Linked DNA regions of Homo sapiens: region 2 is linked to region 1. Evidence: chromatin loops called from intact Hi-C (ENCODE). Cell type or tissue: sigmoid colon. All regions are shown on one strand. Links, peaks and the distances in the headings refer to the core of each region. The heading gives the core; the rest is flanking DNA. Region 1 has its middle 7.5 kb from the start of RNF169. Region 2 overlaps PGM2L1 (phosphoglucomutase 2 like 1).

Region 1 (11,829 bases), core at 2,646-10,645:
GCTGCAGTGAGCCGTGATGGCACCACTGCATTCCAACCTGGACAACAGAATGAGACATTGTCTCAAAAAAAAAAATCAACATAATATAATAGAAGGCATGAGAAGCCCTGGGTTTTGATGAGATTGCCCAGAGCTAGCGGTAAACCAATCCAGTGCCGAGTGATTGATTAACTCAGAGAGCAGGGGGAAAAAAAGGTGATGGATTCCCAAGATAAGAACCAGATGGCTAAAGGACAGTCAAGAGTTGAAGAAAGGCCAATGGGTGATTAAAACAAAGACCTGTTTGCATAGAGACCCAGACAGAATCCTGCCAGACACAGAAGTATGGCCTTGGCTAGGCTATCCTTTATCCATGGGTCCTGCCCACTTCCATCCCAACTTAAGGTTCTTGAGGACATTTTTCCCGGATTCTGACAAAGGAGATCTGTGATCCAGAGATCAAGCCAACCATCATTAGAAATGGGACCATTTGTGCAGGCTGTTCACTCTCGATGGTTTGGATCTTTTAATCTGTTTACTGTTGGAGGAGCTGAGCCACAGAAACATAGCATGCTTTCTTGGATACAAATAAATATAGAAAATTTCCTTTAGCAGAGGGAAAAAGCAAGAGGTCTGAGTAGCACTGGACCAGAAGCCAGGAGATCTGGGGTTGGTCTTGGCCCCTTCTAACTCACTGTGTGATTTCAAACAGCTAACTTCCTTCTGGGCCTCAATCTCCTCATTTTTAAAACAAGAGTATTGAAGGCTTGGTGCTGTGGCTCACGCCTGTAATCCCAGCACTCTGGGAGGCCGAGGCAGGCAGATCACGAGGTCAGGAGACCAAGACCATCCTGGCTAACACGGTGAAACCCCGTCTCTACTAAAAATACAAAAAATTAGCCGGGCGTGGTGGCGGGCGCCTGTAGTCCTAGCTACTCGGGAGGCTGAGGCAGGAGAATGGCGTGAACCCGGGAGGCGGAGGTTGCAGTAAGCCGAGATGGCACCACTGCTCTCCAGCCTGGGCGACAGAGCAAGACTCCATCTCGAAAAAAAAAAAGAGTATTGAAAGTCATCAGTTCTCGCCCTTTCCCTCCTGCCGCCGAGTCGCGCGGAGGCGGAGGCTTGGGTGCGTTCAAGATTCAGGTTCACCCGTAACCCACTGCCATGGCCGAGGAAGGCATTGCTGCTGGAGGTGTAATGGAGGTTAATACTGCTTTACAAGAGGTGCTGAAGACCGCCCTCATCCACGATGGCCTAGCACGTGGAATTCGCGAAGCTGCCAAAGTCTTAGACAAGCGCCAAGCCCATCTTTGTGTGCTTGCATCCAACTGTGATGAGCCTATGTATGTCAAGTTGGTGGAGGCCCTTTGTGCTGAACACCAAATCAACCTAATTAAGGTTGATGACAACAAGAAACTAGGAGAATGGGTAGGCCTCTGTAAAATTGACAGAGAGGGGAAACCCCATAAAGTGGTTGGTTACAGTTGTGTAGTAGTTAAGGACTATGGCAAGGAGTCTCAGGCCAAGGATGTCATCGAAGAGTATTTCAAATGCAAGAAATGAAGAAATAAATCTTTGGCTCACAAAAAAAAAAAAAAAAAAAAAAAAGAAAGTCATCAGTTCTCAACCTGGGACACACCTCAGAAACACCTGTATATATCAAGGTCCCACCTCAGATCTAGTGAACCCAGAAACCCAGGTGGGGGATACCAGGCTGTGTATTTTTTTTTTTAGTGCCATAAGAATTCTAATGAATACTCCTAGGTAAGACCACTACAATAGATAAATTCAAAGGACCATTCCAGCACTAACATTGTAGAAGTCCAACTTCCAATTTCCAGCCTCTTCTCTCCTCTATGCCATTGCTGAGTAATCTTACTAAAAGCAATAGTGGTGACAGAGAGCAAGGCACACCTAAGAAATCTGGAGAGCCACTCACTATGTGGGAAGCTAATAACAATGAGGATGATTCTAAAGTTTCAAGCCTAGCAGCCTGGGATTGTGATGAAAATTGAAAACTGACAAAAATGCATCCAAACCTCTTTCCTTCCTTCCCTCCTTCCTTCCTTCCTTCCTTTCTTTCTCTCTTTTTTTTTTTTTTTTTTTTTTTTTTGAGACAGGGTCTCATTCTTTTGCCCAGGCTGGAGGGCAGTAAGCAATCACGGCTCACTGCAACCTCTGCCTCCCAGGCTCAAGCAATCCTCTCACCGCAGCCTCCTGAGTAGCTGGGACTACAGGCACATAACACCACACCCAGGTAACTTTTATATTTTTTATAGAGACAGAGTTTCACCATGTTGCTCAGGCTGGTCTTGAACTCTTAAGCCCAAGTGATCTACCTGCCTCGGCCTCTCAAAGTGCTGGGATTACAGGCATGAGCTACCGTGCCTGGCCCAAACCTCCTTTCTATTTAGGGAATTCCCCATTCTATATAGTATTGATGAGGCTAGGGAAGCTGAACCTGAAGGGATATTCTTCTCCCTGCCCCCTAACAGTTAGGACGTGACACATGACCCAGGCTCAGCCACCTGGCCACTATTCTCTGAGCTTGGCATCTTCAGCAAGTGACATGAAAACATAGAGACAATTTTAGAATTATTCATAGCAACAGAGACAGTAGGTATGCAACAGCAGTGGGGCCCTGGTGGGGTTTGAGGGGGGTGGCCCTGCCATGATGAGGGTGGCCATGCCAGGCTGTACCTGAGACACAGACTTGGCTGTGGTTCCCGTTGCCGAGCCTGCCTAGGTTACAGCCCATTTTCCATATCCGATGCTGCAGTTTTCCTGTCAACTCTTTGTATCCTTTCAGTAAATTTCATTTTTTCTTAAATGACTCACAGTCTCTGTTGTTTACATCAAAGTACTCTAACTGAGACATTAGCTTGTTGTTTTTGAAGTGTCGCCTAAAAATGGTTGTCAAGGGTGCTTGGTAGATTATAAAATGATACAAGAAGCTTAAGCCAACAGCCTAGAGTAGAACAAGCCCAAATAGCTTTTCTCTAAGGCCCCACCTGCACCACAGACCACCATGGGAAGAAGGATTCACAGACTCCCTTTAATGCACGATGCCAACTGGAACAAATGGCAGTGCAGCCCCAGGTACCAATGCTTCCCCTCCAGCTGCTTTCTGAGGATTGCATTGCTGTCAGAATTCCCTACCATCCTTCTCATAGCACCTCTACCCAGATAGCTCTGCATGGTTCCACCCCACCACTACCCCTTCCTCACTCCTCATCCACATCACTACAAAACTTCCCTCTAGCTGATGGCTCCAGCTTCTCCTTGCTGGACTGAAAGACTCAGATATGAGCAAGGCCATTCAGCCTAGTTCCAGGTGGAGACAAGGCTGTTTCTTCCTGCAAGCCCAAGACCTCTCCTTCCAGCTTAAGTGCTGCTGAGTCCATCCTGAGACCTTACACATCTAAAAAGGAGAAGGCTAAGCCCCTCAGACCACACCAGTGCCACCTGTCCTCTTTGGATAGCATCTTCTTCCTGTGCTCTTCCTCCCTCAAGTCAGATCTCCCCCTGAGATTTGGCCCCTTCCATTTTGCTTTAAAGATTCTTGCTACCTTCTTACTTTTATTCATCTTCAGTTCCTTCCCTTTTGTTTCAGAGGAAGAAGTAATTCTTTTTTTTTTTTTTTTTTTTTTTTTTTTTTTTGAGACAGAGTTTCGCTCTGTCGCCCAGGCTGGAGTGCAGTGGCGCGATCTCGGCTCACTGCAAGCTCTGCCTCCCGGGTTCATGCCATTCTCCTGCCTCAGCCTCCCGAGTAGCTGGGACTACAGGTGCCCGCCACCATGTCCGGCTAATTTTTTGTATTTTTAGTAGAGATGGGGTTTCACTGTGTTAGCCAGGATAGTCTCCATCTCCTGACCTCCACCTGCCTCGGCCTCCCAAAGTGCTGGGATTACAGGCGTGAGCCACTGCGCCCGGCCTAGGTAATTCTTTTGCAAATCTAATCCCTCCATCTGTGTTTGTCATGTCATCTGCCCAGCCTCCTCCAGACTCTTTCCAAACACTCTATGAATACAAATAAGACTTGGTCCTTGCCCCCTCAAAGTCAAAACCTAACAGAAGGGCAAAAGTAGAAAAAAATATAGCAGAAAACAGAAGAGTTATAGAAGAATTGCAAGGGCTACAACAGACATAAACAGAATGCCATGGAAGCAGGGAGCAAAGGTGAGAGGAAGTTCAGGAGATTTCACAGAAGAGGGGACATTTGAGCTCGTTTTTAAAGACTGAGGGAAGGAAGTTCACCACATGGATACAACGGAAAGCAGAGAGAAAATAAGAGCCAAGGCACAAAGGCATAAAAGTTTGGGACCTGTGTGGGACTGACAAAGAATTTGATGTGGCTAGAACATCAGGTTGGAGATGAGACTAGAAAACTGGAGAAGAAAAGAAACTAGAATTTATTGAGCAACTACCACGTGCCAAGTGTCATGCTAAGCAACCATATACCTCTCTCATTTAAACCTAAAGTAATTGAAAGATTTAATATTTGGCCCAAGGGATTGGTACATATGGATTTTTGTTTTGGTTTTGTTTGTTTGTTTGAGATGGAGTCTTGCTCTGTTACGCAGGCTAGAGTGCAGTGGCACAATCTTGGTTCACTGTAACTTCCACCTCCTGGGTTCAAACAAGTCTCCTGCCTCAGCCTCCTGAGTAGCTGGGACTACAGGCATGCACCACCACACCTGGCTAATTTTTTTTTTTTTTTTTGTATTTTTGTAGAGACGGGGTTTCACCATGTTAGCCAGCCTGCTCGTCTCAAACTCCTGACCTCAAGTGATCCACTCTCCTTGGCCTCCTGAAGTGCTGGGATTACAGGCGTGAGCCACTATGCCTAGCCTGGATTTGTATTCTATAAGGATAAATCTCGATTCTATAATTATCAGTGAATAACAAAAAGAATCTAAGCAGGCTTCATCCCACCCCCAGAGTTGAGATATTACTGGAGAAAGTATGGTGCAGCTAATGTTCATTCATTCATTCATTCATTCATTCAACAAATATCTATTGAGCACCTACTATGTGGCAGGATTATGTAAGTGCTAAGAATTCAGCAGCAAACACGGAAGACAAAGTCTAGATGCTGACCAGTTTGAGCAGGAACAGCATTAGGTACAGTGTTTGACATATTCCAGCTGCTGTGGAATGAATGAATGTTATCGCCTTAGTTACACTTTTATGTTTAGTGACTTTCAAAGTACTCATTGTCAGAAAAATATTCTAACTAACAAAAAAGCACATTGGTGGGGCAAAATAGTTCTTTAATTTCTTTCTTTTTTTTTTTTTTTTTTTGAGACGGAGTCTTGCTCTGTCACCCAGGCTGGAGTGCAATGGCGCCATCTCAGCTCACTGCAAGCTCCACCTCCCAGGTTCACACTATTCTCCTGCCTCAGCCTCCCGAGTAGCTGTGACTACAGGCGCCCACCACCATGCCCAGCTAATTTTTCTGTATTTTTAGTAGAGAAGGGGTTTCACCGTATTAGCCAGGATGGTCTTGATCTCCTGACCTCATGATCCGCCGGCTTTGGCCTCCCAAAGTGCTGGGATTACAGGCGTGAGCCACCATGCCTGGCCTCTTTAATTGCTTTACATTTTCCCTCCAGATGCCTATAAATCCACTTAGAATTGGCAACTAGTCTTACTCCTCTCTGCACCTCCCTCTCCTCGCCTCAGTCTTTCTTCCTCTTTTCCCTGCACTCAGGGCCCCTATTCTTGTTCCTCTAGGCTCTGGCCCCAAGTTCCAAGCAATTAGTTTCCTCTTTGATTTAGTTGTTTTTAATTTTTTTTCTTTTTGAGACGAAGTCTAGCTCTATCACCCAGGCTGGAGTTCAGTGGCATGATCTTGGCTCACTGCAACCTCCGCCTCCTGGGTTCAAGCGATTCTTCTGCCTCAGCCTCCTGAATAGCTGGGACTACAGGTGCGTGCCCCCACGCCAGGCTAATTTTTTGTGTTTTTAGTAGAGACAGGGTTTCACCACATTGACTAGGCTGGTCTCAAACTCCTGACCTCGTGATCTGCCCACCTTGGCCTCCCAAAGTGCTGGGATTACAGGCATGAGCCACCATGCCCAGCTGTTTTTTAAATTTTAATTGACAAATAGAAATTGTATATATTTATAGTGTAGAGTTGTTCTTTTTGTTTTTTAAGAGGATAGAGGTGGCTTTAAGAAATCCTTTAGGTTCACAACCCAAATGTCCATCAATGATAGACTGGATTAAGAAAATGTGGCATATATACACCATGGAATACTATGCAGCCATAAAAAAGGATAAGTTCATGTCCTTTGTAGGGACATGGATGAAGCTGGAAACCATCATTCTGAGCAAACTATCGCAAGGACAGAAAACCAAACACCACATGTTCTCACTCACAGTTGGGAATTGAACAATGAGAACACTTGGACACAGGGTGGGGAACATCACACACCGGGGCCTGTCGTGGGGTGGGGGGCTGGGAGAGGGATAGCATTAGGAGATATACCTAATGTAAATGACAAGTTAACAGGTGCAGCACACCAACATGGCACATGTATACATATGTAACAAACCTGCACGTTGTGCACATGTACCCTAGAGCTTAAAGTATAATAATAAAAAAAGATGAGAATTAATTATCATTAAAAAATTTTTTAAAAAAGAAATCCCTTAGGTTCAAGATATAGAGAATAAGAGGGAAAAGAAATGGGCAAATGGCCTTACCCAACTGCACTCAGAGTGAAATATCTAAAAGACAAAACTTTCTCTGCTAGTATTGCTCACCTTTTATAGCGTAAATCACATTTCTTATTCTCACAGAGTCTCTATTTTCCCAGTCTCATCAAAGATATCCTACTACCTTCACTTTGGTCCAAGTCTCCAAGAAGGAGTGGGTCATGGACCTGTCCCAGGAAAAGAATGAGAAGAGTGAAAACCTCTTCTTGTCATAAATAAATAGACGAATAGTTACATTGAGCAGAATGGAGGATTTGCCTCAGAAGAGAGCACTGTGATTGCAGCAGAAGAAAAAGTCAGGGGAGCTACAAAATAGCCTCTCAGAGATTGACTTTGTCTACTTTGGAAAGAAACGGGAGAGATGGGTTCAGCTGGAGGCTGAGAACAGAAAGCATGATCTCCCAAGTTCCTTTGTCCTGAAGGAAGACAGGCTTCTATACCAATCTACTAGTGATCAACGAGAAACCTGATGGGTTCTGCACTAGAATGGTCATCGTCCCACTGTTCTTTGTTTACTTGGCTCTGTGTTCTGCAATCCCATCCCTGGGAAATGCCTGCAGGCGTCTCCTAGGTCTGCGATGTTGCTCAGTTTGACCACCAGGGGGCAAACTGAGCCTACGCGGTCTCCTCCACCCAGTTTCCAAACTCCAGAATCAGAATGTCAGAGCTATAACTGGCTTTAAAAAACCATCCAAGGCTTCTAATCAAACCTTTTTGTTTCAAGAGAAGAAAACCAAGGTCTAAAGAGGGGAAATAATTTGCCAAAGCCACATAGTGAGTGACTAGTAAAGTAGAAACTAGAAAACAAATCTTTTGACTCACTACTCCAGTTCTACACATGTTCCACACCAAGCTTTCTCCAGTCTCATATTTAATTCTAGAATACATCGAGTTTTAATGCTATATCTCTATGAAAAGATTCTCTCCCAATTAGATTGTAAGAACTTGGGGCAAGGGACCATGTTCTGACCAACATTGTACATCTTCTCCTCTAGCACACTCTTCTGCAAGGCAACCTGTATGCCCAATACAAAAAGGAAGATTTCAACAAATATTGTTAAACTGCTATATGGCAAGTCCAATAATGGTTCCTGATAACACAGAGATGAAATATACCATCTCTGCCCTCATGATACTCCCTATCTAGGGAGGGAGACAGATACAACAACACCTATAATTTAAGAGATGAGCATTTAACAGTGATGTAGAAAAGGCAATATGGAGGCACAGAAGAGGAAGTGACTATGTACCTGGATGAAATACAGAATTAGGTCCTAAAGGAAGAATGAGAACTCATCAGAGAAGGGAAATGGGAATTACAAATAGAAAGAATAGCAGAATAAGCCAACACAAGGAGGCATGGAGGCATGTGTTCAGTGAAAATGACTCTGAGTAGCTACACACAGTATAGATAAGAAGTTGGACTGAAGCAGAGGAGGAGGAGTAAATAAGACTAAAAAGGAAGTCCGAGGTCAGCTGTAAAGTTGCTATTCATTTATTCAGTCATTCAACAACGTTAAATACTCCCATGTGCCGTGCAGTGCTGTTATTGATAATGATGGTGGTGAGATGATAATAAAAGTAAGGGGAATAATAATGATGATGAAAATACTAATGTGGGTGAATTCCAAGGATTTGGGGTCTTGAATCTAGGGTTCATTACTCATATGAATCAGATAACACAGATAAATATTCCATCCTCCATTTCTTTTCTTTCTTTTTTAAATTCATTTTCTATATCAATAGCACACCTACAAACATGGTGAACATTCCTAAAACCTGCCAGACTTTCCGTAAGAAGTGAGGCAAGCACCAACCCCACAAACTGACGCAGTACAAGAAGGGTAAGGATCCACTGTATGTCCAGGGAAAGCAGCATTATAACAAGAAGCAGAGTGGCTAGGGTGGGCAGACTAAGCCAATTTTCCAGAAAAAGGTTAAAACCACAAAAAAGACTGTGCTGAGCCTTGAGTGCATTGAGCCCAATTGCAGAGCTAAGAGAAGGCTGACTATTAAGAGATGCAAGCATTTTAAACTGGCGGGAGATAGGAAGAAAAGGGCCAAGTGACCTAGTTCAAAGCTTCATCTTTTTTTTAATTGTGAAGACAATAAAATATTGAAGTTAGGTTCACACACACATACAAAAAAATCTGTTATGTATTAGGCATTGTTCCAGGAGCTAGGGATATAGCAGTGATCAAAAATTAAAGTCCACAGCCAGACGCAGTGTCTCACACCTGTGGTCCCAGCACTTTGGGATGTCAAGACAGAAGGATGGCTTGAGCCCAGGAGTTTGAGACCAGACTGAGCAACATAGCGAGATGCTGTCTTTGTCTTTAAAAAAAAAAAAAAATAGAAAATAAAACAAAAAAAATTAAAGTCTAGGCTGTTGCAGAGCTTTTGTGCTCATGAGGGAGACAGATAATATACAAGTGAAAAATATGTTTCAGAGAATGATAAGAAAGGAAAGAAAACAAGGCAATAAGATAGAAAATTACTCAAAAGCAGGCATCATTACATAGATTGGACCAGGGAAACATCACTAAAGAAGTGACATTTGAGCTGAATGAAGTATTATCTGTAGAAAAGGTTGAGGGAAGAGCATTCCAAGCAGGAGAACTAGCAAGGGCAAAATCCCTGAGGAGGGACCAGGCAGCTTGATGTATCCCAGGGACAGAAAGAAGGCCCGTGTACTAGAGCATAGTGAGCACAGGGAGAGTGGTCTGAAGTCAGAGTGTAGACAGGGCCAGGGCATGGAAGGCTTTACATATTTGGCAAATGATTTGGATTTTATTCTTATTTATTTATTTAGAGACAGTGCCTTGCTCTGTTGTCCAGGCTGGAATACAGTGGTGCGATGTTGGCTCACTGCAGCCTCCACCTCCCAGGCTCAATCAATCCTCCCACCTCAGCCTCCAGAGCAGCTAGGACTACAGGCTTGTGCCACTACGCTTGGCTAATTTTTTAATTTTTTGTAGAAATGAGATCTCATGATGTTGGCCAGGCTGGTCACAAACTCCTGGACTCAAGTGATCCTCCCACCTTGGCCTCCCAAAGTGCTGGGATTACAGGTGTGAGCCACTGCACCCACCCTTTGGATTTTATTCTAAGTGCAATGGAGAGGTTTTAAGCAAAGAAGGGACTTCACTAATTTACTTTTCTTTTCTTTCTTTTTTTTTTTTTTTTTTTTCAGAGATGGGGTCTCACCCTGTCATCCGGGCTGGAGTGCAGTGGTGCAATCATGGCTCACTGCAGCCTTGACCTCCCAGGCTCAAGCAATACTCCTGCCTCAGCCTCCCAGGTAGCTGGGACTACAGGTACACACCATCATGCCCAGCTAATTTTTAAGTTTTTTGTAGGGACAGGGTCTCATTTTGTTGCCCAGGCTGGTCTCAAACTCCTGGGCTCAAGCAATCCTCCCACCTCAGCCTCCCAAAGTGCTGGGATTACAGGCATGACATATGACGCCTGGCCTGATTTACATTTTTAAAAGATAATTCTAGTGGCTCTTCATTCCCACCTTTAGGTGGACACAGTGCCTGCCACCTTCCAACTGCGTGACCCAAGTTGTATGGCACTGTTTTCTGGTGCTCTAACTGCATCCTCACAGACCTATTGAAAGAAGTCTCTGAGAACAAACTGCTTTTCTAAAGTCCCCTGAATGTGGAGGAGGTGAGAGAACAAGGTCCACTCTCTTTGATACTTGGTAAGTGAGGATGCCCCAGTAGAGGAGGCCTCTGGCCAGTGGCAGGGCTTAAGACTCTAGAAGAATGATGATCCCACTCCATGTCTTCTGCTGAAGACACCATGTCCCCACTCAGTTTTCCTCATGAGGGCTCTCTGACATTAAGGGCTATGTGTTCCCCATTCTGGTTTCCTGATACTTCCTCCTCTTGCTGTGTACAGATTGTCCTGGGAACAGAGGGCTCAATGAGGGAGAAAAAAGACTTGGGAATATTCACATAGCCATATGGAAACCTATGTAAATACGGATGAGCCTCACTTTAAGAAGATCCATTCACTCACATAGATACTGATCGAGCACCCACAATGCATCAGGCACTATTTCAGGTGCTGAGGATTCATTCATCCATTCTACAGACATTTTTATTTAGGCCAACTATATGCACAACATCTGGAGAGCCAAATAAATACAAAAATGATAGTAGGTTCTAAATAAATGTTTGTTATATAGGTGAGTAACTGACCCAGTTGAGGGGTGAGAGTAGGGTAGGAATTGTTCACAAATAAATTAACTGTGAAGGTCCTTTAAATAAGACTTTCCTCCTAATGTAAATAAATTGGACTCAGCTTTATTTATTTATTTATTTATTTATTTATTTATTTAAATGGTATAGGGTTTCACAATGTTGCCCAGGCTGGTCTCAAAGTGATCCTCCCACGTCAGCCTCCAGAGAAGCTGGGACTACAGACATGCCACCACCACTGGCTGAACTCAGCTTTAAAGAGGCTATTTGTTCATTGCATTTCAGCACCTAATCATGTAAAAGCAGCGTACTAGAGGGGGCTTTTACCAGCTAAGGAGAGCCAGGGGTTAAATTTTCAGAAATGTTGCAAGCTGGTTATTGAACACAATCATTCCTAAAAATTAAATAACATAACGTATAATTAAATAAGTTACACTTAAAACAGAGGTAATAAAAACTGAGTCATCACTTCCTAATTACTACTCTCAATGTTCTTGAGGTTATTTACATCTACTATGTCGATAGGGAGGAAATACTGTATAACGGTATTTCACTGTGCCTCTCTTCTCCACTGCGCTTTCAGTGATGTCACATTGGTAGCATGAATTGGCCACAGTGGGAGTATTTACACCACAGACATTGGCAACTGTAAAAAACAACACTTTTTTTCCCCTGGAGAACCAGTTGTTAAACATTTACCAGCACACCACTGGTGTAGAGTCTCTATTATGTAATCTTCTTGTGGTGAATCTTCTTTTAGAATCTTATGGACAGAATTAAGCGGACTAGGCTAAGTCTCTCCTTGACACTGATCCCTATGATCCTTATCGCTATGGTAATTTTACATAATTAAGCAACCTGTGGCGGAGGAGGTGGCCTTTTAGTCACAAATAGCATGTCACATGAGGACTGTTTGAAG
Region 2 (11,829 bases), core at 2,228-10,227, 350 kb after region 1:
TAAAATAAGATCAGACTCATGGCATTTCTTACATTATATATTGATGGCATATGTAGTCTTTTAACAGAGAAACTGATTTTAACACCTGATGAATACCTATTTAATTAAAAAAGGAACCAAATGCCACCAATTCTTCATGACTCAGATGAGGCATATAATAAGTTTTAAATTGATTAGAGGTCAATTTGCTACTTGCGTTGGTCACTAAAATTACTAATCTTAGTCTCGGTTGGTGTATTTGAAAAGTCTTTATGAAAAAATGTTATTTGTGCTTGAACTTTCAGAATTAGTTAAAATTAGACTTGCTAACATAAGGAGAACTATGACAAGCATAGAGAGAAATTTTAATGTGTGTATTAAGAACTTTTATTTCTGCTGTTGCTCAGGGTACATAGAAAATTTTGGAAGGATGTGTAAAGACCAGGTCATAGAAGGGCTTTAGTATGTCTTGAAGGGCTTAAATACACACAGGTGTGTGTGTAAATGTTAAAAAGAAAACAATGCAACAAGACAGGTGTTTATTGGGGCAGTTTGGGGTACTCCATGTAATTTCTAAGGGGTGGCTTTCTGTTGGTAAATTTACAAGTCCAGAATGTGACCTTCCATTCCTGAGCCTTCAGCCTAATTTGTTAGCCTACCTTGTCTCAGGATGTACTCACTGTGCCCAATGCCACAGAAACTGATGTCTGAATTCAGAATGTTTTATTAATGTATGGTACAGATGTAATAGCTAAGTAGATTTGTTTCTATTCAGGGCATTTTCTAGATGCACCATAGGAGAAGTCAAAAGAAGATTTTTGGTGGTCATGAAATCAAATCACAGGGAGTCAGATATATGACACAAACATTTAACAGCATCAACCTGTAATAAGTAAATGCACACATCTCCACAATGGGACTGTCCTACCATTAGAACCCAACAAGTCCTAGATCAAGGCATTTCTCCTCCAGGCAGCGAACAGATGACTCTACTACCAGTGCTCTCTCCTTCTATGCTCTAGGGCTAAGTCACTCACCTCCTTCCTAGTTTTTTTTTTTTCAGTGCTTTCTTACATTCTGTCAAATTATAGACCAGTTTTGCTGGCCCAGAAGCAGGTTCTCTCATTATAATATGTCCTGTTCTTTATCCATTGTGAATTTTCTTTTTAAAAGCAGTCCTATATGTAAGATGTTAGGCACTGGCAAAGTGGATGGGGTCAGTGGCTGGATGGGGAATAGAGCTGGGACACAGGCTAGAGCTGCTCAGCCTGCTATAGCAGCTGTCACAAAGGTGTTGAACTTCCTATATATCAACAACGATGTGGAGGCAGGAATTGGCCACGGCATTTTAAGAAATAGCAAGTAGAGCACTGTGGTCTCAGAATGTAGGTCTGCGTTGAGAAAGAGTATCATGTAAAGTTCAAGGTAGCGTAGGCTTATAAAAAGCCTGAAAATGGAAATAAAATACTTCAATCTAAGCCAGTGATTCACACATTAGTCTAATGGTAGAAGTTTTTTTTCCAATGTCACTCACATGATTTTCTGTGCCTCCTAATGTAGCCCAGATAGAAAAGATGGTGAGTGAATTTCCTTTTAAGTCATCATTATGTGATGGGAAATACACCTATGACATACCTGTACAAAGGTGGTCTACTCCAGGGTCATTGCGTAGAGACCCAAAGAAATTGTGGACATTATCCAGTTGGGGAGCTTAGATGGGAGCTTGGATCTGCCACCTAGTTCAATCCAATTTTTATAATACTAGTTTATATAACATTTTTTGTTCACATTTTTCTAATACTGAATTTGGCATTTAATCAATGAAGAGTACACAGTATACACATATGGCTTTATTACTTTTGGGAAATGCTAGTCCTTATTCCTTGAATTTATTTTTGTAGTGTTTCAACTTTGGTAAAATGCTGTTAAGTCTCATTTGCTATTCATAGCAACAGTGTGTTAGGCAGGTAGTAGTTATCCCCAATTTTGCAAGTAAAGAAACTTAAGCTCATAAAAGAAAAGTGACTTGCTAAAGGAGATACGGCTTTTAAGTGGTAAAATTGGGACTCAAACCTAGGTCATCTGACTTTTACTGTATTCTTATCACTAGGGTAGACTCCATAAACCAAATGTTTAATAAATGTTAGTGACAACATAAACTAAGTTTCAAGGCCCTCATTAAAACTGTTTTATTGGCTGGCCGGGCGCAGTGGCTCACGCCTCTAATCCCAACACTTTGGGAGGCCGAGGCGGGCGGATCACAAGGTCAGGAGATCGAGACCATCCTGGCTAACATGGTGAAGCCCCGTCTCTACTAAAATACAAAAAATTAGCCGGGCGAGGTGGCGGGCACCTGTAGTCCCAGCTACTCGGGAGGCTGAGGCAGGAGAATGGCGTGAATCCGGGAGGCGGAGCTTGCAGGGGAGCCGACATCGCGCCACTGCACTCCAGCCTGGGCGACAGAGCCAGACTCCGTCTCAAAAAAAAAAAAACTATTTTATTGGCTTTTATAAAGCTGGAGTAGGATGTAATATTATGCAGAATAAATTGCCATGGATTTTTTTTTTTTAAGAGCTGAACAGTTGCTTTGGTCTCCTTGGCAACACAGTATTCTCCTTCTGTCCAAGAAATTTAGTACATATAAATGAATATTTGAATTTTTCTTTTTAGAATTCAAATTCATTTTTTTCTTTATACTTCCAAATTTCCTACATTTTCTCCTGTTTTCATCATTTTATTTGCAATTTATTTTTTTTGAAGAAATACATGCTTATGATTTTAAAAAATAGTACAGAAGGGATTATAATGGAAAACAATGATCCTAACTGCCTCTTCTTTTCCTCAGTTTGCTCCTTATAAGTCATTTTAAGTTTCTTTTTAGTTATTTTTGTGGTTACCATGAAAAGACTAAGTAATATACTAGAAGCACTATTTCTTGATGTATTTTAAAGCTTTAGATATTATCTGTCAAATATATCCCTGTGCTATAAAAAATGGGAATTCACTCACTATTCTCTATGTCTCCTAAATTTTGATAGTTATGCTATTAGCATTAGTTATTTCAAAAGTTTAAACAATATAATTAATGCTAGCAAAGTTTGCAGGACAATAAGTGCAACTAACAAACAGGGCTTCCAACTGGCCATTCTATTTAAGAGGAGACTGGCAGAAAACATATTGTATACATGAAAACAGAGAAAACCCATACCAGCTTATATAAGGTACCTAGCGTAGTCAAATACACAGAAACAGAAAACAGAATGTTGGGTACCAGCGGCTAAAAATCTATTGATGTTAATAACTAACTAACGATCAAACTATAAAAAGGAAATAAGCTGCATGAAAAATAAGTAAAGCAATGGATACAGGAAAAAAACTGAGTTAAGTCAGGGAACACAAGAACTTAATGTTTTTTGATTAAATAAGACAATTATTCCATCAAATAAGGAAATATGCTATGAAAAAGGAACAGGAAACAATAATGAGCTCTTGGAAATTAAGAAAAAAACGTTACACCCCACCCCTGCCAAATGCAATAGAAAATATAGACGTTAAAGTTGAGGAAACATAGCAAAAGGAAATAGGAAATATGAGGAAGTTGATGTGGAGTAACTTCCCCAGAAATCCAATGTAAAGAAATCCTAGATGAAAATAGTGTACTGATCCACACTGGGGTTCCAGAAATATATCTTGAAAAAGAATTCAGCATCTATGCCATAAATAGTAAAAAGCTGGAAGATGTTAGTAATATGGTGAAGATGGCGTGTTGTTTCTGGTCAACAACATTAAAAAAAAAAAGAACAGAAAAGAAAAAGCAGTTACCCAAGGAAGGGAGGGAGGGAGGAGGAAAACAGGAAGAAAGTAGGAAGGGAGGGAGGGAAGGAAAGAATGAAGGACCCAAATAAGCAAGGAAAGACAAAGCTGAGTAAGTTAAGTTATGGTCTAAAAATGAAGCCAACTAAAATGGGGCATCATTTTGAACAATTAATTGATGGATCTTAAGGAAAGAAAAACAGATCTCCAGAACTTTTTCATCTTGCTAAACTGAATTTCTGTACCCATTAAATAACTCCCCATTTCTTCGTCCCCTAAGCCTCTAGCACCCACCATTCTGCTTTCTGTTTCTATGAATTTGACTAATCTAGGTACCTCATATAAGTGGCATCATACAATATTTGTCTTTCTATGACTAGCTTATTTCACTTAGCATAATGTCTTCATAGTTCATCCATGTTGAAGACAAGATTTCATTTTGATTATAGAACAAAATGTACATGTTATCAAGTTATTTTGGGTTTGGGCTTATTGCACTTTGTTTCATGCTACTTTTTGTACGTGGAAATTGCATCTACTCTTCAGTACCCACTGATCCCTTCCTCCAGTTCTTTTTACATTGTAGGTTTAGTCCTTTCGTTCCTTTACTATCACTGTAATAAGTTCTCAGGGAGGGGAGACAAGTGTTTAAGTCTTTCATCTTGACCCAAAAATCTTTATACTTTTATTTCTTCAAATTAAAAATGTACTTGAAACTGAAAACAGCTAAGATGTCCTTCAATAGGTGAATGAATAAGCAAACTGTTGCATATCAAATATTATTCAGTGATTAAAACAAATTAGCTGTCAAGCCACAAAAAGAGATGAGCTATCAAGCTGTGAAAAGATGAAGAAACCTTAAATGTAGATTGCTTACTGAAAGAAGATGGTGTGGAAAAACTACACAGTGTAGTAATTTTTCCATAGATATATTTGAAAAGGAGTGATTCATATTTGAAAGCTCTTCCTGTCTCACCTGACAGTTTTCAAAATAGGTAGACTAGCACTTCTGTTTGTTATTTGGGGGACTTCTTTGCCCTGTTTTTTTTTTTTTCTTTCATAAAAGCTGTTTGTTTACTTCCTTCAAGTTTTCTTTTTTTTTTTTTGAGACGGAGTCTCGCTCTGTCGCCCAGGCTGGAGTGCAGTGGCGCAATCTCGGCTCACTGCAAGCTCTGCCTCCCGGGTTCACGCCATTCTCCTGCCTCAGCCTCCCGAGTAGCTGGGACTACAGGCGCCCGTCACCACGCCTGGCTAATTTTTTTTTTTTTTTTTTTTTTGTATTTTTAGTAGGGACGGGGTTTCACCATGTTAGCCAGGATGGTCTCGATATCCTGACCTCGTGATCCGCCCGCCTCGGCCTCACAAAGTGCTGGGATTACAGGCGTGAGCCACCGCACCCGGCCAGTTCCTTCAAGTTTTCTACAAGGCCGTTAGAAACCTATTCGGATATGTCTTTGATCTAAAATTATTTTCCCGGTCGGGCGCAGTGGCTCACGTCTGTAATCCTAGCACTTTGGGAGGCCAAGGCAGGCGGATCACCTGAGGTCAGGAGTTCGAGACCAGCCTGGCCAACATGGTGAAACCCCCATCTCTGTTAAAAATACAAAAAATTAGCTGGGCGTGATGGCACTTGCCTGTAATCCCAGCTACCCAGGAGACAGGCAGGAGAATCACTGGAACCCGGGAGGCGGAGGCTGCAGTGAGCCAAGATCGCGCCACTGCACTCCAGCCTGGGTGACAGAGCGAGACTCCATCTCAAAAAAAATAAATTTTTAAAAAAGTATTTTTCCTGTCTCTTCCTCTCCTCTTATTTAAAAAAATCAAAGAATATGGATAATCTAATAAAAAGGAATTTATCATCATTTGATTCTTCCAGGTTTTACTTGTGAGATACATTGAATTAACAAAAGAATATACATCTTATTATATTTCATTAGCTCAGGGTTTTTGTTTTGTTTTGTTTTGTAGAGAAACAGGGTCTCACCCTGTCACCTAGGCTAGAGTGCAGTGTGATCATAGCTCACTGCAGCCTCCTGGGCTCAAGTGATCCTCCCACCTCAGTTTCCGGAGTGGCTGGGACTACAGGCACAAGCCATCACACCTGGTTACATTAGCTTAGATTTCAATGATAATCCCTGGATAATCTAAATCAGAATTCTTTCATCCTTCCTTTTGGAGAGACAGCACAATTGGCTTGTCTCATGGAGAAACCTGTTTTTACCTAATTTATGTCTGTTTGGCTTTTTAGAAATATTTTCCCTCAAAATAAAAGGTTGATTAGTAATTTAGTGCAGATTTTACTGAAGGAGTATTGTTTTCATTAGTCAACTGTGGTCTGCATTACTACTAATTAGTACTGAGGCTGCTGCCCTCTAGTATCGGGAGTTAATGGAGAAAATGTTCTATGCTGGTGAAGAATAGACAGGAAGGCAGTGAGATAGTGTCACCAATCCTCATGAGATCTTTTACACCAAGTCATTTAATGAGGAGTGTATCTTACCAAACAAAACAATGGAAATGGTCATATTTAATGCCTTAAAGAGTATGAAGACTATAATATGGTAAATGAAAAATACCATATCTCTCTGATTCAAAGACATTTTAATGTCTACCTTGTTAGAAAACCTCTTTAACGTAAGTAATGGTTTTATGTTGTGTTTCTGCTTCAGAATTTTTTCACGTCATTTTCTCTCTGAAATATTTCATTATTTATATAGGTAAAAATGAGGGAAAAGCCTAAGTGTCCATGAATAAATAAATGGTGACATAAACTGGAACACTCTGGAGTGAAAAGAATAGCATGGCTCTATATGTATTAAAAGGACCTCCAAGATATATAGATATAAAGAGAGATATAGATACATAGGTGTATAGGTTTATATTTTTTTTAATTTTATTTTATCATATTAAGAACACTTAGCATGAGATTTACCCTCTTAACAGATTTTCCAGTATTCAATATAGTATGGTTAACTGTAGGTACAGTGCTGCACAGCATATCTCTATAATGAATTCATCTGGCTTAACTGCAACTTTATGCCTCTTGCTTAGCAACTCTCCATTCCTCCTTCCCTTCCAGCATCTGGCAACCATCATTCCACTCTTTAATTCTATGAATTTGACTATTTTAGATACCTCATATAAGTGAAATCATGCAGTATTTGGCCCTCTGTGCAAGATATACATGAAATAAGCAAGTTATAGAACAACATGTACAATTTGATGCCATATATGTAAAAAAAGAGTTAAAGCAAAACTGCATTTTACAAGTATGTAGATGTGTAGTAAAGGTCTGGAAGAATGTATTACAAGCTGTAAGCGGCACCTCTAAAGGTGGGGTCTGGGAATGAAAGTAATGGTCAATGATGTCTGCAGCTTTATCTGTATTATTAGTATTTTTAAAATAAGAGAAATGTGTTACTGTAATTCATAATAAAGTAAAATTTAAAATATAAATAAAAATTAAGTGGTTAACTGTCTGACATTGGCTTTTAAGGGCAATAGGAGTTCAAAGTCAGGAAGATTTTTTGTAAGAGGTAGAATTTGAGCTGGGACTTGAAGGGTAAGTAGGATACAAATAGATAATGGATATGGGGCAAAAATTTAAAATGGGCACAGTAGAATCATAAAATGGAAAATGACACTGATCAGGGAAATGAAACTGAGCAGGAGGCATGCAGAAACCATGAACAGATTTCTTAAGTATAGCGTATGTATTGTGCTACTATGGTGAGTAAGTATAGGTGAAGGAAAACTAGTGTTTATGAGTGATCATGTACCAGACATGGTACTTACTAGATGCTTTCATGTAGAAAGTCTCTTAATTCTCCCAAGGATTGTTTGAGGTAGTTATTTCCATTTTTTTAAGCCTATGCACAAACCCAGGCTCAGAGAAGTGTAGAGAGAGGGGACTATTTGAATCCAAGAAGGTTTCAAACTCCTTTGCCCTTTGGGATCTGACCCCAACCTTTCTAATTTTTACATTTGATGTAATGAGAATTGAACTCTATTGCTGATTCTTGGCTGATTAATCTGGCTGCAGCATGTAATTAGGATGAGATGGAATGGAGTTGTGGAGGGGATCCTGGAAACTCTCATAGAAATGTAGATATAAAAGTTTTACATAAGGATGTTTGCTTTGTGAGAAAATCAGGAAAAGAAGCCATAAGACTCACTAGCAAATTGATCTCTGTCTTCTTTTTAAAAAGACAGAAAATGATAGTTCCCATTTCGTTAAATCATATATTTTGCTAACTTTGAATCACATCTTTTAAAAGAAAGAAATTATAATTTAAATTCACATGCCCACCTCTCTGATTCCATTTTCCTCCCTTCTTCCTTTCCTCAAAGTAACCAAGGCATATCTAGGAATACTAGGGTTTTGTTTGATTTTCTTTTTCAGTTAAAATATCATTTTGTTTTTCACTTAAATGAAGATAACTGTGGGAGGCTGGGTGTGGTGGCTCATGCCTGTAATCCCAGCATTTTGGGAGGCCAGGGCAGGAGGATTGCTTGAGCCCCAGAGTTTGAGACCAGCCTGGGCAAAATAGGGAGACCTCATCTCTACAAAAAGTAAATAAAATTAGGTGGGCATGGTGGCATGTGCCTATAGTCTCAGCTACTTGGGAGGCTTAGGTGGGAAGATTGCTTGAGCCTGGGAGGTTGAGGCTGCAGTGAGCTGTGATGGCACCACTGCACTCCAGCCTGGGTGACAGAGTGGGACCCTACCTCAAAAAAAAAAAAAGTTTTTTTTTTTGACAGATATTGCCAAATTGCCTTACAGAGAGTGTGCACCAATGTATTATTCTACCAATAATATATAAAAGTGCCTGCTTTCTCAAATTCTTGACTCTACCATGCAGTATCAAATATTTTTCTTTGCCATTGTGAAAAATAAAAACTATATTTTATTTTAGCTTTAATTTCCATTTTTCTTATAAGTGAGGTTGTATATTTTCATATACTTAAAAGATAGCTGTATTTCCTTTTCTATGAACTATTCATATCTTTTGCTAGCTTTTCTATTGAGTTATTAATCTTTTCTCCTGTTTTAATGCCAAAGAAATAAGTCTTTGATGTATCATGTATTACAAATGTTTTTTTCTCAGTTTGTCTTTTGAATTTATATATGTAATTTTTATCACGTAGAACATAATTATAATTTTATTGACAGCATAGTATTTCACTTGGTAAATATATCATATTTAACCATTTCCTTTTTGCTGGATGTCTTAAAGTATTCTGATTTTTAAAAACTATTTTGAATAATGCTGACAGCATCATTTTGCATATAATTTTTTCCCTTAGATTATTTCTATAACATGTAAAGATGACATATACATGATACAGAGATATTTAACTTCTGGGAAATGCTGTCAGACCATAATTGTAGCCTAATTTCAGAAGAATATGGAATTTGGGCTTTATTGAAAAAGAAAAAGCATATTATTGTTTCCTTTCTTGGTGGTTTTTATGCTGATGGGCAGGGTTCTCCTGTTGGTAGTATTTTCGCCATTTCAAAATATGCATTAAACATCAAGCCATGAATCTTTTGTCTGAGTATACGTTAAATTAAGCATAAAACTATGGAATCTCAGTTGACAGAAATATAGATATTATCTTATTTAAGCTCCTACTCAGAATAAAAACATGTTCTGTAGTATCCCAAATAGGCAACTTCCGTATGAGAACATTTCTGGTATAATGGAGTCTTGTCTTACTTAGGAGTTAGATTCCAAAGTCAATAAATAATGATAATGGTATAAAATTTTAAAATCACCCTTGTAAACCCTTAAATTGTCCAAGAACTACAAGATACATGATTTCAAATATCTATCCTTACACAGTAATATATGAGAATATGTAACATATGTAGTAATGTGCCATATATAATAGAGCACATACACAAAATACAATTTTAATATTTAGGAGGCAGGGCTAAATACATATAGTGGAGTACATGTAAGTTAAGTGTAGTAAAGCCATACTATATAGTGCAGTGTTGTAGGATAGAAAGATTTCTGCTTCTAGAAATGACAGATGAGGTAATTTGGACAATCTTCCTCCAACAACTGGAAAAAACAGACAAAATATAGATTTAAAAATCTGTTTGAAGGTGTTATTTAATGTTAGTCAAGAGTTTCCAGTTTAAGATTTGGAAGAAGAAGGAAATTCCAGGCCATGATCTAGAAGAAGACAGAAATTCAGAGAGCTGAGTTTAGTATTTAGGGGGCCACTTTTGCCCAGGGCACATTTATTGATCAGGATAGGCAGCTAAGAAGATTGTCAGTCTTTTTGTTAGCCTTGCTAGTATAGCGGGACAAAAGTTGGAATCTAGGCCCTATTGCGGGTGGAGACCCTGAAAACACTCTTACTTTAGGTTAGAAGTCCAAAGGGCTGCCCTGTGAATACTGGTGAACTCAAAGTAAACACTCCGCATACAGACTATATTCCAGTTTTGAGTCATTTGGATGGCTTGGAAATTGGATTAAAGTGAACCTAGATTGCTAGTGCTTTCAGATGCCTAAGAAAAGCAAAACAACAAACAAACAAACAACAACAACAACAAGTTTCCTGGAGGGAGGTAGCTTCATCTTAGTTTCCAAATTATTCCTACTAATAATATTTTAAATATAATACCTAATATTACAAAAATAATATAAATATAATAGTACAGAGTCAAAGATAACCAAACATATAAGGAAGCAAGTCAACATAAACAAGAACCTGCAGAAACAACAGATAATGCAAACTGACCGGCAAGGGCTCCTATATTTATCAAATGTAGACTTTAAAATAACTAAGATTGTCAAGATCAAGAAGATTAAAAAAGATTAAAATTGAGCAGAGAGCAGAAGTAAGAGTAATCTCATAAGTTAAAAAAATTGGTGGAGAAATGAAAATAATACAAAAAGTAAATTTTTAAAAATAGAAATTCTGAAGCTGAAGAAATACAATAACCAAAATTAAGAATTCAATGAACAAATTTAACAACACTTTAGAGAGGAATCAGAGAGAGAATTAACAAACTACAAGATAGGTCAGTGAAAAATAGTCAGAACAAAGCATGGAATGACAAAAGGATGCGGGGGGAGTGGGGGAGTAAAAGAGAGGCTACGAGACATAAGATGATACAGGAAAAGGTCTAACATGCTATTCATTGGAATCTCTTAAGGAGAGGAAAGAGATAGTTACTATGAAATTTCCTAAACTGATGAATGACATTAATCCACAGGTTAAGAGTTTGGGGTTACAAAGGAATATAAATCATTCTATTATAAAGATATATGCACACGTATGTTCATTGCAGCACTATTCACAATAACAAAGACATGGAATCAACCCAAATACCCATCGGTGATAGACTGGATAAAGAAAATGTTATATATATATATATATATTTATTTATATATCTCCATAGAATACTATGTATACATAAAAAGGATTGAGATCATGTTCTTTGTAAGGACATGGATGGAGCTGGAAGCCATTATCCTCAGCAAACTAACACAGGAACAGAAAACCGAACACCGCATGTTCTCACTTACAAGTGGGAGCTGAACAATGAGAACACATGGACACCGGGAGGGGAACAACACACACTGGGGCCTGTCTGGGAGGCGTGGGGAGGGAGAGCATCAGGATAAATAGCTAATGCATGTGGGACTTAATACCTAGGTGATGGGTTGATAGGTGCAGCAGACCACCATGGCACACATTTACCTATGTAACTGGCACATGTATCTGGAATATAAAATAAAGTAAAATTTTAAATAAATAAGAGTTTGGGGTTAATTTGTATTCTGTAAACTTTTCTCCTTGATTACATAAGTAATCCTTCCCTATAAAGATATAAGGAACAATCACATTTTTTTTTAGTTTTATTTTTCTGTGCATTTATGTGTATTTTACAAATTTGGAATTGTATTGCATGTATGGTTTATATACTTACTCCCTTAATATATCTAAGTGTTTTTGCATATTAAAATTCTATTGTGATTTTTTAATACATTATTTTAATGTATTATTACATCAGCC

What was found. Peaks named below come from ENCODE experiments on the same cell type or tissue, not always from the same donor. Only the 100,000 strongest peaks of a DNase experiment are listed, where the experiment ranks them.
Region 2: it touches region 1 in a loop (7-fold over the local background); 12 of 110 quality-filtered maps call a loop at or near these places.

What each region holds. Positions count from the first base shown.
Region 1 is chr11:74,735,429-74,747,257 of GRCh38, reverse strand. It overlaps the pseudogene RPL36AP38 and the pseudogene RPS12P22. Among named protein-coding and RNA genes, the nearest start is that of RNF169, 7.5 kb to the left of the region's middle. In sigmoid colon, for the core only: a CTCF peak has its summit at 7,292 (motif pointing right); a DNase peak (open chromatin) is centred at 7,277.
Region 2 is chr11:74,383,188-74,395,016 of GRCh38, reverse strand. The region is part of intron 1 of PGM2L1 (phosphoglucomutase 2 like 1); the gene reads left to right. Among named protein-coding and RNA genes, the nearest start is that of PGM2L1, 9.3 kb to the left of the region's middle. In sigmoid colon, for the core only: a CTCF peak has its summit at 6,184; a DNase peak (open chromatin) is centred at 6,156; H3K27ac peaks cover 183 bases.